Regions from separate parts of the Homo sapiens genome. Here region 1 is linked to region 2. Evidence: chromatin contacts called from ENCODE Hi-C or POLR2A ChIA-PET data. All regions are on one chromosome and are shown on one strand. Each heading gives the region's core, a stretch centred on a gene start or an enhancer-like site at or near the end of the contact. The rest is flanking DNA. Distances are from core to core; before and after follow the strand shown.

The links. A loop is a pair of places that touch in the nucleus more often than their neighbours do. ChIA-PET counts read pairs that join two places held with the same protein, here RNA polymerase II (POLR2A). Pooled maps may share reads with other maps.
Region 1: a pooled map shows a loop between it and region 2 (2.9-fold over the local background). The contact joins the enhancer-like site here to the promoter of ARPC3 in region 2. A Hi-C loop is called at or near these places in 6 of 50 pooled maps. POLR2A ChIA-PET finds 5 or more read pairs at or near these places in 7 of 52 experiments (T-cell, WTC11, activated B cell and 4 more).

The regions. Positions count from the first base shown.
Region 1 is chr12:110,646,215-110,649,170 of GRCh38, forward strand. It overlaps TCTN1 (tectonic family member 1), which reads left to right. Exons shown (of 15, transcript NM_001082538.3): 13 at 982-1,122; 14 at 1,535-1,679; 15 at 2,829-2,956. The coding sequence ends at 1,678. It overlaps HVCN1 (hydrogen voltage gated channel 1), which reads right to left. Exons shown (of 8, transcript NM_032369.4): 8 at 2,472-2,956. Among named protein-coding and RNA genes, the nearest start is that of TCTN1, 34 kb to the left of the region's middle. RefSeq lists an enhancer at 1,790-1,849. Within about 2 kb of position 1,602, at least 4 of the 41 ENCODE cell types and tissues checked have a DNase peak (open chromatin) inside an H3K27ac peak, as active enhancers do.
Region 2 is chr12:110,448,859-110,451,871 of GRCh38, forward strand. It overlaps ARPC3 (actin related protein 2/3 complex subunit 3), which reads right to left and starts at 1,479. Exons shown (of 7, transcript NM_001278556.2): 1 at 1,397-1,479. The coding sequence starts at 1,402. RefSeq lists enhancers at 35-887, 1,593-1,692.

The DNA of each region.
Region 1 (2,956 bases), core at 352-2,851, 200 kb after region 2:
CAGTTTCCACCAGCTGCATGCTGCATTGTCTCCTAAGAACAGGGTATTCGAGAGGATTGTTCAGTCTGCATGGTTTTTAAAGGCGGTTCCAAGCTAAGGAATTCCATCAGTGCTTTTTTCGCAGCCACCAAATTTAGCAGGCCTGTGAGGTTTTCATATCCTGAAGAGATGTATTTTAAAGCTTTTTTTTTTTAATGAAAAAATGTCAGACACACACAAAAGTAGAATAGTACCATGGAGTCCCCACGTACCCAGCCTGCAGCTTCAACAGTTACCACATTTGCCAACCGGAGAGACTGCCAAGGCAGGAAAAAGCCCTGGAAAGCCCACGGCCCCTTTTTCCCTTGGGTCAGAGGCCTTAGAGCTGGCTGCCAAAGCAGCCAACCAAAGGGGCAGCTCAGCTCCTTCGTGGCACCAGCAGTGTTCCTGATGCAGTTGAAGAGTTGATGTCTTTGACAACATACGGACACTGCCTGGATTACCTAGATGTCACATCTTAATTGCCAATTGATGAAATTAGGTAAATGAAAAGAAAGCACTTAAATTTCCCCTTAGAGCATTTTAACATGACATGCAATCAGGTTTTGTCTGCTAATAATTATTTCTCCCCCTCCATCCCTCCCACCAGTTTCTTTCCTGAAGTCTGTGAGGCCGCTATAAACAGGTAGATGAAGTTAGAGCAGTTATGGCCCTAAATGGTCCACAGTTGGGTATTGGCACTACCGCAGTTTCAGGTGATGTCGGCATTTTTAGAAATAGGAGGAGATGGAAAAATTACGCTTCAGCTGTTAAAAATATTTTTGGGGCATTGAGTTACTTTAAAACACGTATATTCTCTAAGCTGTTTTTATCTGAACTTGTAGAGTCTATTCATTTTCTTGTTCAGAACATTTTGTAATATGTGAAACCTTTTATAATTAAAACTCTGAACTGCAGATTAAGTCTGACTTGCAGTTTTGTAAGATTCTAATGGATTAACAGCATTTTGTTTTGCAGGATTCCTGCCAGCTCCCAGGGGCTTTGGTTATAGAAGTGAAGTGGACTAAATACGGATCCCTGCTGAATCCACAGGCCAAAATAGTCAATGTAACTGCAAATCTAATTTCATCCTCCTTTCCTGAGGTAGGCCTAACCTAGTTTAAAGGCATAGGTTAAGACAGAAGTCTAGACACAACTCAAGTGTGGTAGGTGACAGGTATTACTTTGTGAAAAAGATTATAATTTAAACCATGGGGGTTCATAAAATATTTCAGCAGTCATTCTTAGAAACACTGACGATGGTTCTACTTACATTAGCATTCTGGTTCAGATTGGATCTTTAAAATTCTCATGAAAATTATGATATTCACGTGTTAATCAGACACCCTGGTAAAATTGTTTCTCTCATCCAAGTTAATGGCCAATTAGTGCTCCAGGACCTATCAGATTCATGAACTGACAGTAGTTGGGTGAGGAAGAGAATGAAAAGTGTCTCATTGTTGTCATTCTGGGAGCACACTGGAGGGTGGGCCTTGCATCTCTCTGTTTATTACAGGCCAACTCAGGAAATGAAAGGACGATTCTTATTTCCACTGCGGTTACTTTTGTGGATGTGTCTGCACCTGCAGAGGCAGGCTTCAGAGCTCCACCAGCCATCAATGCCAGGCTGCCCTTTAACTTCTTCTTCCCGTTTGTTTGACGTAAGTGAGGAAACTACGCCCCTCCTCTGAGGTCATCCCCTTTGGAAAGTGTGCACGTGGGGCTAGAAGTCCCTAGGGGATACTGCATTTTATACTTTTTGAGGGTCTCGCTTTGTTGCCCAGGCTGGAGTGCAGTGGTGTGATCATGGCTCACTGCAGCCTTGACCTCCTGGGCTCAAGCAATCCACCCACCTCAGCCTCCTAATAGCTGGGACTACAGGTGCACACCACAACACCTGGCTAATTTTAATATAGTTTGTAGAGATGGGGTCTTGCTGTGTTGACCAGGCTGGTCTCAAACTCCTGGGCTCAGGTGCTCCTCCTGCCTCGGCCTCTGAAAGTGCTGGGATTACAGGTGTGAGCCACCATGCCTAGCCTTATTATACTTCTAACCTTTGAGGTTGCCTCCAAACCAGCACACTGCCCTTCTCCACTCCCTTCCTGCCTTTTTTCCTTTTGGAAATGTTATTCTATCTGACTTTTGAATGGGGAATATGCTTAACACATAGGTCATAGATGATAGAACCCAAAAAGTCTTTGGGGAGATGGTAAAGAACATGAACAGGACTTGAAGCAGCAGAGGCAAGGGGGATTTGGCCAGTTCATTCATCCCCTGCTTTGAGTTATTTATTTTAAAAATACTCAGTTCAGGTTTTTTCCTTTTTGGGTCCGGTTGAAATGAGTACAAAAAAATAGCAAAATATTAGATAAAATCATGCGAGAAGAGCACACAGCCCTTACAAGGGGATCTTCCCCCAAATACCTTGTTAATTATAGTGGAGTCTTGGGTCTAATTGCCATTTCTGCACCAGGCACTGTAGCTAGCTTGCTCTCCGACTGGCAGGCTGGTATGGGTGCCACAGAGGAAAGAATACAGTAGGAGGGTCCAGGGAAAAGAGAGAGTTTATTTTATACAGTAGTTGTTTTATTTTATACAGTAGTTGTACAGTAATTGAGGAAAAATGTTGTCAGGTGGCAGAAAACAATGGAGCCACCTAGAAGCTGGCTGATGCAGCTGGGGCACACAGAGGAGGGGCCTGGGTACCCCTTTTGGGGAAACTGAGACGAAGCTATTTAGAACAGCTTGAAAATAAGAGACTTTTCTAGAATGGGGTGGCAGCTAAAGTAGCTTCTTTTTCTTTCTTTCAGAATGCTCAGATGCATCAGTTCCTTAATATACACGTGAAATTTGAAAACTGTACATTCGGTGAGATTAAATTTTATATACAACTAGCAATTGTCCAGCTTTGTTGCTCATTTTCAATTAAGGCTAAAGT
Region 2 (3,013 bases), core at 229-2,728:
TCCGCCTCCTGGGTTCAAGCGATTCTCCTGCCTCAGCCTCCCAAGTAGCTGGGATTACAGGCACGCACCACCACGCCTGGCTAATTTTTGTATTTTTAGTAGAGATGGGGTTTCACCATGTTGGCCAGGCTGGTCTTGAACTCCTGACCTCGTGATCCGCCCACCTAGGCCTCCCAAAGTGCTGGGATTACAGGCGTGAGCCACTGCGCCTGACCACCCATCTAGCTTCTTTATAGCATTTGTCACTACCTGACACTACCGTATGTATCTCCTTTATTATGTTTACACTTTTATTGTCTCGACTCCCGATTTGAATGTACATTCTTTAAGATTAGGGATTTGTTGAACTTATTTGCTGCTGTAAATACAGCCTGGCAGGCAGCAGGTGCTCGTTAACGTTTGTTAAAAATAATGTGTGAGCAGGCTGGGCGCGATGGCTCACGCTTATAATCCCAGCACTTTGGGAGACCGAGGGGGCGGATCACCTGAGGTCTGGAGTTCCAGACCAGCCTGGCCAACATGGTGAAACCCCGTCTCTACTAAAATGCAAAAAATTAGCTGGGCGTGGTGGCGCGCGCCTGTAATCTCAGCTACCCGGGAGGCTGAGGCACGAGAATTGCTTGAACCAGGGTGGTGGAAGTTGTAGTGAGCCGAGATCGCCTCACTGCACTCCAGCCTGGGCGACAGAACGAGACTCTCTCAAAAAACAAACAACAAAAAAAGTGTGAACAATCACATAATAACTGAACCACCTTTTCCCGAATCTGCAAAATGGAGACCATGACGGTGATAAATCTACCCCACAAACTGGCTGTCAGAAATTAAGTACAACCAGGCCGTCATAATTTTTTACTCCCACTCTGATGGCACACGAAAAAGGAAATCTTTGGAAGTCAGGCGCCGAACGAGTCTGTGAGGGCCCTAAACCCAGCTGGCTCCGGGATGGCCGCCGCTGCCGGGAAGTGGGTTCTGACAAATGACAAACAGCAGAGGGAGCCTGACCCCGGGGCGGAGGAGGAAGTGGGCCTGACAGAAAAAGGAGAAGCTAGACCCCTGGACTTGAAATATGAAAAATAAAAAGCGCAGCCCTTGGCTTCGCTCTCTAGTGAGGCTTTGGGAACCCTGCCGGAGTCGGAAGGAGTAGACGGAGAGAGAAAAGGGCCTCCTCACACACCCTGGACCCTTGGCCCACTCCTGCCGCGCCCCCGCCTCCCACGACTGGCACCCCCGGGCCGCCCCAATCCTTCAGCAACCGGTCCCCTCCCCTCGCCTCCCTCCTTCTCGGGCCCCAGCTTCCTCTCTGCCTTCCGCCGCCCGCTTCTCTCGGCACACACACGGTTTCTCTCTGCTCTTCGCAATCCCCGCTGTCTCCCCACACCGTGGATCGAACCCTCACCGGCATCTTGGCGGCGCCCGGGTTTCAACCCAGAGGAGCAGGATCCAGGTACAGCGGAGCGCTTCCGGTCTGGCAGCCTGGGCGAGGTAGGCGGAAGCGAAACGGAAGGGGCGGGTGCGGACGTGGAGCTTCCGGCCTTGCAGTTCCGCTTCTGGTTGCAGCGGCCGCGCGGATCTGAAGGAGGCGCCAGAGCACTAGGCAGGGGCCTTGAGTGGTGCAGCGTGAGGCAGCGCCCAGAATGGAGATGGGTCTTGAGGTTCCAGAATCTGAGATCAATCACCTCTTTTGTATTTTTTTCAAATGTCACCTTTTCAGGGCCGGGCATAGTGGCTCACGCCTGTAATCCCAGCACTTTGGGAGGTCGAGGCGGGTGGATCACCTGAGGTCAGGAGTTCGAGACCAGCCTGGATGGTGAAACCCCGTCTCTACTAAAAATACAAAAATTAGCTGGTCGTGGTAGCATCCCAGCTACTCGGGAGGCTGAGGCCGGAGAATCGCTTGAACCCAGGAGGCAGAGGTTGCAGTGAGCCAAGATCGCGCCGCTGCACTCCAGCCGGGATGACAGTGTGACTCTCTCAAAAAAAAAAAAAAAAAAAAAAAAAAAAAATCACCTTTCCTGTGAAGCATTCTCCGTTCATTCTATTTTCAGTTCACCCAACTCCAGCCCCATGCCTTATCCTTCTCTCCCGCTTTTTCCCTTAGTTCTTACGATTCTTGTATTTAGTTTACTCTTAGTGCTTGTGAATGCCAAAAAGGCAGCACTTCGTCCGTTTTGTCACCTGCGCCCGTAACAGTGACGGTATGTAGGAAACATCAATATTTGAGTGAATGAATGAACCCAATGCACTGCATCTAAAAATGGAGAAACTGAAGGGCACTGGACTCCAGGTTTGAATCGCAGCTCCAATACATACTAGCTCTGTAATTTTGAGCAAGTTAACTGGCCTGTGCTTCAGTTCCTCACCTGAAAATGGCAGTAACAGTATTTACCTCATAGTTTTGTGAGGATGAAATGAATTACATGTAAAATGCTTAGAACTTACATGCTTGGAGCATACTGAAAGCCCAGAGTTTTAACTTATTTATTACTAGAAAACTTCTTATGTTAAAAGTCAAGTTCATTGCTGCCTGAGAGCCATTTCTTCTGCCAGTTCCCAGCCTGAAATAGGACCCCATGTTCCCACATCTGATTTCACATTCAGCTGACTGGGCAAATAGCACCTTTTAGGCAAGGTCTTTTTTGACAAAGAGCCCAAAGTAGCCCCATAATCACTCTCCATTTCTTTTCTGCTTTTCTTTCCATCCTCTCTCTGAGGTTTCCTTCCTCATGGTCAGTCTCACAGGCCCAGCATGGCAGCCCCACGTGAGCAAGGCCCTGCCTGCACTGTGCATCCCTGTTCTATCCCCAGTGTCTGGCATCCACGGAACTTCAGTAAATTTGTGTAAATTTACTGAATTTCTGTCAGCCCTGCCTATGAGACAGTGAAATCCTCGAGGACTGGAATTGTCAGATTCATCTTTGAAACCCCAGTGTCCAGTGGGGAAGGCACTGGAATCGGGTCCTTCACTTTTTCTCCACAGGCACATACCATACTCTCTAGAAGCTAAACCAGGGAG